Linked DNA regions of Homo sapiens: region 2 is linked to region 1. Evidence: read pairs that join two places in POLR2A ChIA-PET (ENCODE). Cell type or tissue: OCI-LY7. All regions are shown on one strand. Each heading gives the region's core, and the rest is flanking DNA. Links, peaks and the distances in the headings are about the cores only.

What was found. Peaks named below come from ENCODE experiments on the same cell type or tissue, not always from the same donor. Only the 100,000 strongest peaks of a DNase experiment are listed, where the experiment ranks them.
Region 2: POLR2A ChIA-PET joins it to region 1 with 13 read pairs; 2 of 35 experiments call an interaction of 5 or more read pairs at or near these places.

Annotation. Positions count from the first base shown.
Region 1 is chr13:90,376,260-90,381,645 of GRCh38, forward strand. No RefSeq gene overlaps it. Among named protein-coding and RNA genes, the nearest start is that of LINC01049, 110 kb to the right of the region's middle. In OCI-LY7, for the core only: no CTCF peak of the experiment used is centred there; no DNase peak of the experiment used is centred there.
Region 2 is chr13:90,287,598-90,292,983 of GRCh38, forward strand. LOC105370310 (a long non-coding RNA gene) reads left to right here and starts at 3,644. Exons shown (of 3, transcript XR_931636.2): 1 at 3,644-3,816. In OCI-LY7, for the core only: no CTCF peak of the experiment used is centred there; no DNase peak of the experiment used is centred there.

The DNA of each region.
Region 1 (5,386 bases), core at 196-5,195:
AGATTTTTTCTTTAGTTAAACAAAAAAAAATTTAATCTCTGTGTTTTATTTGGATTTCTTATTATTTATTAAGATAATAAATGTATGCTGTTTTATGGCATTAAGTTTATGGTAATTTGTTATGACAGCAATAATAAACTACAATATAGTGTAAGAAATAATATTGAGAAGCAACACTATGATTATCACTCTATAAAACATTTGGTCACTCCACACGGTGGTATTATTTCTTTAAAACAAGTCAAATCACTTGTGAAATTCTAAAATAGCCAATGAATCTTTTAATCTTGTTCTCTAACTTTTAATTTTTCTTTCAACTTAAGGAAAATCCAGCAAACTTATTTTTATTCCATATATCATTTCAATATCTTACATGAAATTGTTAAATAATTTAGTACAATCTCCTTAGAGGGACATTTTTAAAATAGAGTTAAATATGCCTTAATCCGATGTCTGTAAAAACTGAAGTATGTTCCACACATTGCTTTCTTCACAGTTATAGGGCATGTTCAGATTGTTATTACTTTAATCAGGAATTTTTGAAGCAACTTATATATATTGTATATTACAAAATAGCTAGAAGAGAGGCTTTTCAACATTCTTACCACAAAGAAATGATAAATGCATGAGATGATCAATGACTGAAGATATGCTAACTACTCTGATTTGATAACTATATATCATAAATATATATCGTACATTAAAAATAAATTAATTAAAAAATATTTTGTATACAAAGTTAAGGCACCCAGGTTTACTGCTATCTTTAAAGATATTTTGAAAGTAGAGGAAACTTAACTGATCGAGGAATCCCATTAATTACATGTTCCCTGTATTTTAGTCTGCTAGAGACATTATAACAGAATACCACAGATGGGGTGGCTTAAACAACAGAAGGTTATTTTCTCACAGTTATCTAGGCTGGAAGTTCAAGATCAAGGTGCCAGCAGGGTTGGTTTCTGGTGAGGCCTCTCTGTAGCTCACAGAGGGCCACTGCCTTCTCATTGTGTCCTCAGATGGCCTTTCTTCTGTACCCTCTGTACCTACACACTCCTGGTTTCTCCCTCTTCTTATAAGGACACAAGATCTATTGCATTGGGGTTTCACCCTTATAACATCATTTAACCCTAATTACCCCTTAAAAGGCCCTGTCTACAAACAGAGTCACATTGAGGATTAGGGATTAAACACAAGAATTTTGAATTTCCCAACTCAATCTATGACATTTTCTAACAGTCTAACCCATCAAGCGGTGAGAAACCATGAGATGTTCCAGTTGTACGTTCTAGGTCATATATTAAAAAGCAGCCATTAACTGATGTACATAGATCTGAAATAACATTTAACTGAGTGAGTGGATAATGCGATTCGGGAAGAAATTCCAAAGTGTGTATGTTGACGCACTGCTCTCATGAGATCTCAGAATTGTATCGCTTTAACAATCTAAACAAAGTTTAGAAACTAAAAGGAGAGAGAGGAAGAGAGATAAGAAAAAAGGAGTAGGAGGAAGAGATGAAAAGGGAAGGAGGGAGAGAGAAAAGAAGACCAATAAATGCCACTAATTAGGGAGAAGGACTAGGGAAAAATTATCACAGTATGAAAATATTCAAGAAAGGCAGCAGGTTATATGGGAGAATAAGAGCCAGTATTCAACCATTTTAGAAAGTATTTAGGTGTTGATTATGTAATTTCAAGGACTAGATTAAAATACAAGTTAATAATATCCCAGTATATGTTATAGCCTAGCTTATCAAAAAATAAATCCCATTAACACCCGTTTTGAACTATGCTGAACTTTAAAGGACAAGGCAATAATCATGATCAAGATTTTAGCATATATTAATGCCAACAGCTATGAAAGTAAGTCTATATAGAAAACAATAAAATAAATATCCTCTGTTTTGCCCATATAGAGGATTAACGGCTGGTTTGTTCCAGAATACTGATAAGGGGGCCTAACAGTAAAGAAAGAAAAAAAAATTAGACATTCTGGAGTTTAGCCCTAAATAAAGTAACAGAATGTTTGTTACTATAATAGAATTCCATTATATAGAGAGGATAGTGTTACATGAAGCCAAAAAGAAATTATTTTGAGAAAATACTTACCTGTTTTTAGGATATGATGTACAAGAGTTTTAATAGTCCTACTCTTCCTCCTTGTGTCTACAAAACATATATAAATGTCTATATTTACTGTGGTAAGCAGAATAATGGCCCTCCAAAGATGTCCACATTATAATTCCTGGAAACCAGGAATATGATACAGTAGATGGCAGAATGGGATTTTGCAGATGAATTTAAGTTTTCAACCATAAAATAAGAAAATTATTTTAGATTATGCAGATAGGCCAAATATAATCATATGGACCTTTCAAAGGGCAAGAAGACAGTGGAAGAACCAGAGAGGAGTAGTTGAAGAAAAAGCAGAAAAGGTTTGAGACATGCCAGGGAGACAGTCCTCCGTTCTGGCTTTCAAGGTAGAAGTAGGGGTCTAGGATAGTGGCCAATAAGAGCAAGCAACAGCCTGCAGCTGATAGCCAGCAGGAAAATGGGAACCTTAGTCAGAAAACCATAAGGAGCTAAAATTTGCAAACAATCTGCAAAAGCCTGGAAGTGGATTCTCCCCCAGAGCCTCCAGCAGAGGATTCTGCCTTGCTGACACTTTGGGGTCTCTTAATTGACAAATAGTAATTGTATGTATTAATAGGGTGTAATGTGGTGTTTTGATATGTGTTTACATTGTGGAATAATCAAATCAATTAATAAATTCATCACCTCACATACTTATTATTATTTTGTAGCAAAACATTTTAAATCTACTTTTTAACAATATTTATATATATTTACTTATATACCAATGCTTTACAGTTTATTATAGTCACCACTCTCCCTTTTCCCCCTTACCTTCCCCAACATCTGATACTCATCATTCTACTTGCTACATCTATGAGTTTGACTTTTATAGATTCCAGCAATCTCACTTCTGGGTGTATATCCAAAGGAATTGAAATCAGCATGCCAAAGAGATAACTGCACTTCTGTGTTCATTGCAGCATTATTCACAAAAGCCAAGATATGGAAACAATCTAGGTGTCTATCATTGGATGAATGGATAAAGGAAATACGGTATATATACGCAACTTTAAAAAGAAGGAAATTCTGTCATGTGCAAAAATGTAAATTAAACTGGGGGAGATTACACTACGTGAATTAAACCAGGCAAAGAAGAACAAACACTGCATGATCTCATGTACAATCCATGCCTTAATCTTAACTACAAAAGTGTGAAATAATAGATTTTGTTTTCTTTTTTTCTTTTCTTTTCTTTTTTTTTTTTGAGACAGAGCCTTGCTCTGTCACCAGGCTGGAGTGCAGTGGCGCGATCTCGGCTCACTGCAACCTCCACCTCTGGGTTCAAGCAATTCTCCTACCTCAGCCTCCTGAGTAGCTGGGACTACGGGCATGCACCACTGTGCCCAGCTAATTTTTGTATTTTTAGTAGAGACGGGGTTTCACCATGTTGGCCAGGATGGTCTCAATCTCTTGACCTCATGATCCAACCGCCTTGGCCTCCCAAAGTGCTGGGATTACAGGCATGAGCCACCACGCCCAGCCAAGGTAATAGATTTATAATGTTTTAAGCCAATCATAATTATTTTATGGCAGCAATAGACAACCAATACACATACAAATCTCTCTGTTTCTAAATTTTATAAGCATGAATAAAAAACTACCTTCAAAAGCAAAGAGGAAGTAGACTAATGATAGATATGTTGGACCTATTAGAAAGAGGGACAATTTTGTGCTAAGGCAAGACCTGCCAAGTAAAAGTGATGGAAGGTATTAACTAGCCAGATATCCATTGGTATGAAAATATTTATTTATTTTCCGCTGCTCAGCTACCATAATTAGTACAATATAATAGGGCTTTGCCTTATAAGATCAACTTAGTGAATAAAATCTCTTCTATTTTAATGATACTGGAAATAACTTAGTACCAAATCAATTATTGCAAGTTCATATATTTCAAGTTCAGTATAGAGATAAACATTTTATACCTCTTTTACTTTGCATGAAAATATCATTTCTTGACATATCCAGATGGTTTATTTTGAATAAAGTAATATATGTCCTAAAATGAGTGAAGTATTGAAAGCAATAAATAGAAAATAACGTATTATACATAGTAGTGTCATTTTGAAATGATTTAAATATAGTTAAATATGGCAGAGCTTATGCCATATTTCATTTTAGATCTTTTAAATATGGTAGTATTGGTGTCTTAATTGCTAAAGAGTTTTAGAAACTGGGTACATGAAATGATAATTCCTCCAAGAAAAAAGTGGTCTTCAAAAAGACAAAATCAGAACTTATTTCCAGTATTATGTATTCTGAAATGAAATGCCATATATGGATTACAACTATAATGGAAATCAAACTAGCAAACATTCTCTCATTATCTTTCTCACTCTCTATCTGACTTCTACGTGTCTGCCTATATTTCTATCTATCTTCATGTAACTAAAAATAAAAAAACATATCAGAAGATACAAGCGTCATATTTTGTTGTTGAATGACAATATATCTATACGAGAAGAATAGTCCTTATTTTTATTCTATAGACATCCATTTTAAAGGTCTCCTTAACAAATGTTAATATAAAAACTATGTGCAATTTTAGAATTTGATACCCTAACTTGAAATAGAGACAGTAGGCATTTTTACTTTCACTTTCTCCAATGTGATGTTTTCAAAAATAACACAGATGTCCAAACATTTATATGGAATCAAAAATCTGTTAAAGTGTTGCTTCTGCTTTGTTTACTTATAAATTTATAAATTTACAAATTAAAATAAATGATGAATATTCTTATAATTTCTTTTCTTGCAGCCAGAAAACAAACTCATTAAAATAAAACTGCTGCTGTAAAAATTTAGTTTTGAATGTGCATGCCCGGGTCCATCTGATTTTCCCAAAGATTCTACTAGATTTTCTCAAAAGAAGAAATTTATTAAAAATCAATGGATTGGCCAGGCACAGTGGTTCACACCTGTAATCCCAGCACTTTGGGAGGCCCAGAAGGGCAGATAACTTGAGGTCAGAAGTTCAAGACCAGCCTGACCAACATGGTGGAACCCTGTCTCTACTAAAAATACAAAAATTAGCTGGGCATGGTGGCATGGCCTGTAATTCCAGCTATTCAGGAGGCTGAGGCAGGAGAATCACTTGAACCCAGGAGGGGGAGGTTGCAGTGAGCCTAAATCATGCCACTGCACGCTAGCCTGGGTGACAGGGAGAGACTCTGTCTTGAAAAAATGATTAAAATAAATAAATTAATTAAAATCAATGGATTACACCAAAACTTTTTGACAGAAGAAAGTGTTG
Region 2 (5,386 bases), core at 314-5,313, 89 kb before region 1:
TTAGGTGGCCTACTCTGTCTGGGCAGTACAAGCTCCCCACAAAAGCCATAGATCAACTGGAGACTGTTACTCAGGAGACACTGGAGGTGACACAGGGAGAAAAGCAGGCACCGTGGCAACGAAGGCAACCTCTTGCATCAGCCAAGGTAGGAAAGTTGGACTGCAAGTACTGCCTTGGTGGTTGGGCATTTTCAGAGATCTCGGGATATGCAAGAAAATCCCAGTAAGTGGGGGTTGAGTACACACGGGTGTGCAAGAAACCTCCAGTAAGAGGGGCTGAGTACACAGGGAAAAACTTGGACACAGAGACTGGCTGAAAATGGGAGACAGGAACTTTAGGTCTAGGGGACAAAGGAAAGAGGGAGCCAAAGAGAGTCCCTCTGGCATTACCCTGGATAGTCCTTTGGGGAGAATGTTGCAGGTTTGGAAGGGGACAAGCCTTGAACCAGGGACAAGGAAAAGCAAAACATGATAAAGTATTGCTGTTTTATCTGGCCCAAAGACTCCATTTGTAAGCCTTCAGTCTTTTGGTCTAAGTTTGGCTCAGATGACGATTGGGCATGCCAAGCTTTAATTCTCTATGTGAATACCAAAACCCCATCCTCACAAGAAGACATAGGTTCCGCTCTCTGCTGGATCAAGGAATTAGCCCCCGTGTTCCCCCTCAAAGAAGAAAGAAAAGAGAAACTGGGAAAGGGAGAAATGAAACAGGGGAGGAAGAGAGGGTGAAATAGAAGAAGAAAATGATCGAGAAAGAGACTGGAAATGACAGAGATCAAAGAGAGATGCAGAAGGTGAGACGGGGAGGAAAATATTGTAAAAGGAAGAAAGAGTACCAGAGGAATTGAGAGTATATGGAGAGTGTGACAGGGCTGGGGGAAAGTTCTAGAGGCTCAAGCAACAAGGAGGTGCAAGGAAAGGGTGCAGTGTGGCCACTGAGGAGGGACAGAGCCTGGGAACTGGGGGAAGCAAGTGAGAAAGGGATGTGGAGGGGAGTTTAGGATCAAGCTGTTTGAGGAGTAGTGGTTTGCCTACAGCAAAGACTAGATGACTGTTTGTCAGGAGGCGGTAGAAAGAATTCAGGTTATAGAAGGGTAAATGGATAAGATGACCATTAAGATTTTGTTGTTGGACCGGGCACGGTGGCTCACACCTGTAATCCCAGCACTTTGGGAGGCCTAGGCGGGCGGATCACGAGGTCAGATCAAGACCATCCTGGCCAACATGGTGAAACCTCGTCTCTACTAAAAATACAAAAAGTATCTGGATGTGGTGGCACGTGCCTGTAGTCCCAGCTACTCGGGAGGCTGAGGCAGGAGAATCGCTTGAACCCGGGAGGTGAAGGTCGCAGTGAGCCAAGATTGAGCCACTGCACTCCATTCTGGAGATAGAGACTCAAAACTTTTTTTAAAAAAAGGTTTTGTTGTTGATTTACTGACAGGCTGTAAGTCCAGCAGGTGCCTCTGTTGGTAAAGCCGCAAAAGGGCTGATGGGGCTACTTGAGGAAGAACGGAAAGAAACTGCAAAAGATTGATGGATGGAATAAAAAACTGATTGAGGAATTCCTGAGAGAAGCTCATGTCTTTGTAAGGAGAGAGGAAGAGAAGCAGAAACAAAAAGCGAAAATCATGGTTTCCACTGTGGAAAAGGTAGTCAGAAAAAGGTTAGATCAAGATCCCACTGGAAGGAGACAAGGGAGTGGTGGATTTTGACACAGAGAAAGAAGGGAGATGCAGGGAAAAGTCCATGAGTATGTTTGAAATACTTGTTTCTTGGTGCCGTAAAGAAATAGCACTTGAACATAAATAATTTATTTAGTAAGGCCATTTTTACTTCCTGCAGAAAGGGTACACTTGCCAGCAGTTTTGCCATGAGAGCACACTGAACAAAAGAGACAGGGTCATTTAAAACCTGATGCATCCACCCTACTGCTGTGTCCGGTTTCCATTGGCTGGAACGGGACCTCACATTCCGTATTTGTACTGATTGGCTAGCAACTTAGAACTTTTTAAAAGAGGAAAAGGTAGAGGAGAACAAAGGAAGGAGGAAGTAACTTGCGGAATGCTGAGAAGGGTAAAAACACTTTTAAATAAGGAAGAGGAACAGGCTATGACCTAATGCTTGCTTGGACCAGTATAAACATACCAGGGCAAATATTTAGGCTAAATTGTGGGAGCTAAGAACATAAAGTACATTGATTTCTTTATTACGGCTAGCAGATATTTAAGAATGTTAGCACAGGTCTTTGAATAAATTTTGCTTCTAAGAGAAGTTACTATTTATTCGTAATTAGACGGGGAGGAAAGTCTTTGAAGAGCAACCTCTACTTTACTTTTTATAAGTGGATGTTACCAGTGTGGAAAGCGAGGGCATTTTAAGAGAGAATGTCCTGAATGAAAAAAAGAAGAAAAGGTGATCCCCCTCATGACCCTTAATGAAGACTAGGGGGGTTCAGGGGTTCCTCCTGAGTAGGTCCCACCAGGAACCCTTGATAAATTTGAAGGTAGGACCAGAGGCAGAAGAAATGACATATTTGGTTAATGCTGGGGAGGCTCGCTCCTCCCTAATTCACCAACCAAGGGTTACAGAATTCTCTAGGAAAAATTGACAGTATGAGGGGTGAAAGGGGAGGGATTTCCAGTTCTGATAGTCAAGACAATGTTACTTAGATTGGGATGAAAACAAATTGACGGGCCATTCTTATATGTTCATGAAGCAGGAACTAACCTCCTAGGTAGAGACTGAGTGTGAGATTGGGTTTAGGATAAGGAATAGAGGAAGGACAAATAAAAGTAAAGATGAGCCTCCTAACAGAGGAGGAGGAAAGAAAAAATTAATCCCCCTGTGTGGGTTGGGGACGGCAACAGGAGAGGGTTAAAAATCACACCCTTATAGATTGAACTAAAGCAATCAGTAAAAGTAGTTTGCAGAAAAGAATATCCCATTTCCATGAAGGGAGAAAAGATTTCCAACCAGAAATAGAGGGTTTGATTAAAAATGGACTATTAGAACCTTGCATGTCACCATACAACACTCCTTTGGGTTGCTTATCTGGAGGGCAGAGTTTCTGTGTCTGTTCCCCGACATCTTCTTGCAGCTGTAGGCATCCGCCCAAGTCCTCTCTTAGCTTCCCTACCTTAGTGTGCCTAAAGGGAAACGAATGTGCTTATTAAGGCCTTACTTTTACTGGAGCACATCTTATGAGTGTGAAGTTGGTGATTACCCAAGAGTCTTTCTCCCACCCCTCCTTCTGTGCTTAAGCTGTTTATCTGTGATTTACAGCCTGAACTTTCAGGCTGCCCTTTGTTAGAAGAGAAGTGATTTCTTTGAACTGCATGAAGTTAGAAAGGAAGCTACCTCAAGGGTGTTAAGGGAAATTATGGAAGGTTTACAAATTAGTTGGGATTATCACACCCCTTGGTATCCCCCTTCCTCTGGAAAGGTAGAAAGAATAAATCAACTCTCATAAAGCATATCACCAATCTAATCTTAGAAACTAAGATGCCTTGGGATTGTCCTTCTATGGGTTATGATATGGACTCCCATATTTGGGCAGGGCTACAGATCTTCTTACTACGGAAACCAAGAACAAATTATTAAGAAATTGTATACTGACCATATCCTCCACCCTGTCATCCCTCAGGTTAAAAGGACTTCTGACTCAAACTCCACTTCTAGAGTTCAGGTTCAGCACTTCCAGCCCGGCGACTTGGTGCTGATTAAGACTTGGGAAGAAGACAAGCTCCACCCAAACTGGGAAGGTCCCTACCAAGCGCTCCTGACCACTGAGACAGCTGTGTGAACAGTGGAACGGGGGTGAGCTCAGTATACTTGAGTCAAGGGACTGGTAAGAGAAACCCTGGAAAGGAGGGGAAAAGACCAGTGGAAAGTGCACAGGTCACCTGAGGAACCCTTGAAGTTAACTCTGAGAAAAATCTAAAAAGAAAACATGGGCTGGCCCCATTTATGGAAGTTAATATGGCTGGGATGGGCTACTATACAAAGAGCAGAAGGTAAGAATGGAAACTGGCAGGGGACTCCTCCCTACCTAGTCAGGTTGGTGATTAATGTGACCAAGATGGTAGCACACCAGATTGTAAGATTTGGTGCCGCCCAGGTGTGGTGGTTCATGCCTGGAATCCCAGCACTTTGGGAGGCCAAGGTGAGCAGATCATGAGGCCCAGAGATCAAAACCATCCTGACTAACACGGTGAAACCCTGTCTCTACTAAAAATGCAAAAAATTAGCCGGGTGTGGTGGCACGTGCATGTAGTCCCAGCTACTTGGGAGGCTGAGGCAGGAGAATCGCTTGAACCCAGGAGGTGGAGGTTTCAGTGAGGCGCGATCATGCCACTGCACTCCAGCCTGGGCGACAGAGCGACACTCTGTCTCAAGAAAAAAAAAAGAAGATTTGATGCATTCCAGGTTTTACCTTCTGGGAATGTAGAAAATCAGAGACAGCTCTCGTAGGCAGATAAATATTTTTGCCCTGAGCCAAATGTAGGTTACAGTAAGGGCATCACTGTGCTCCAGATGGAATGATGTATGGTGGACTACCCAGTTTAAGGGCTGGACAGTAAACGTGAAGTGGGTAACTCTGAGCTGGAGACCCTTGAAGAATAAACTACATCTGTCCAAGTGTTCCCTGCCAAATAACTGCCAGAATTTAGAATGCAATCCTATACTCATCACCATTGACAATCCACCCATTTCAGACCAAGAACCAAAAGTAGCATCTCAGGTATATGGGTTAGGGGCAGACATCACAGGAAAAGACCCTCTAGGTGATTTGTTCTCAAACTAATCAAGAACTCAGCCTCCTATTTGCCTGGGACTACTCCAACTCCAGGCCCTAATAAACACTTAATCTACCAAATAATAACCTTAAAAAGGTAAAAATAATTGAGATAAAGGATTTAAGGCAAACCTTAAAAATTGAAACAAGGTATGGGGATGTGAATGTCTGGGTTGAATGGATCAAATTTTCGGTACAAGCTCTCAACAAGAGTAACTGCTACATGTGTGCTGCGGGACAACCTCAGGCAGAGGCGGTTCCATTTCCCCTAGGATGGAATCCCAATCCTAAAGGAACACACTGCATGTTGGCTCTATACCAGAACAAGGATGAATGGGGAAATGAGACTTGTAAGAGTCTGTCATTGTTCTTTCTGCATTGCAAAGTCTGGATCCCAGAACAATCCTTTTGTTCTCTATAGGGACTATGAACCACTCCTCTTGCCTCTCTAGGCAGGGGGCAGAGTTCAATAAGCCCATGGGAGAAATCTCAACTTGTACCCACATTCGAAACGTCACTGGTGAGTCAAGCAATGGCAATTACAAGCTCTCCATATACCCCAGGCTGATGTCTGGTGGTACTGTGGGAAAG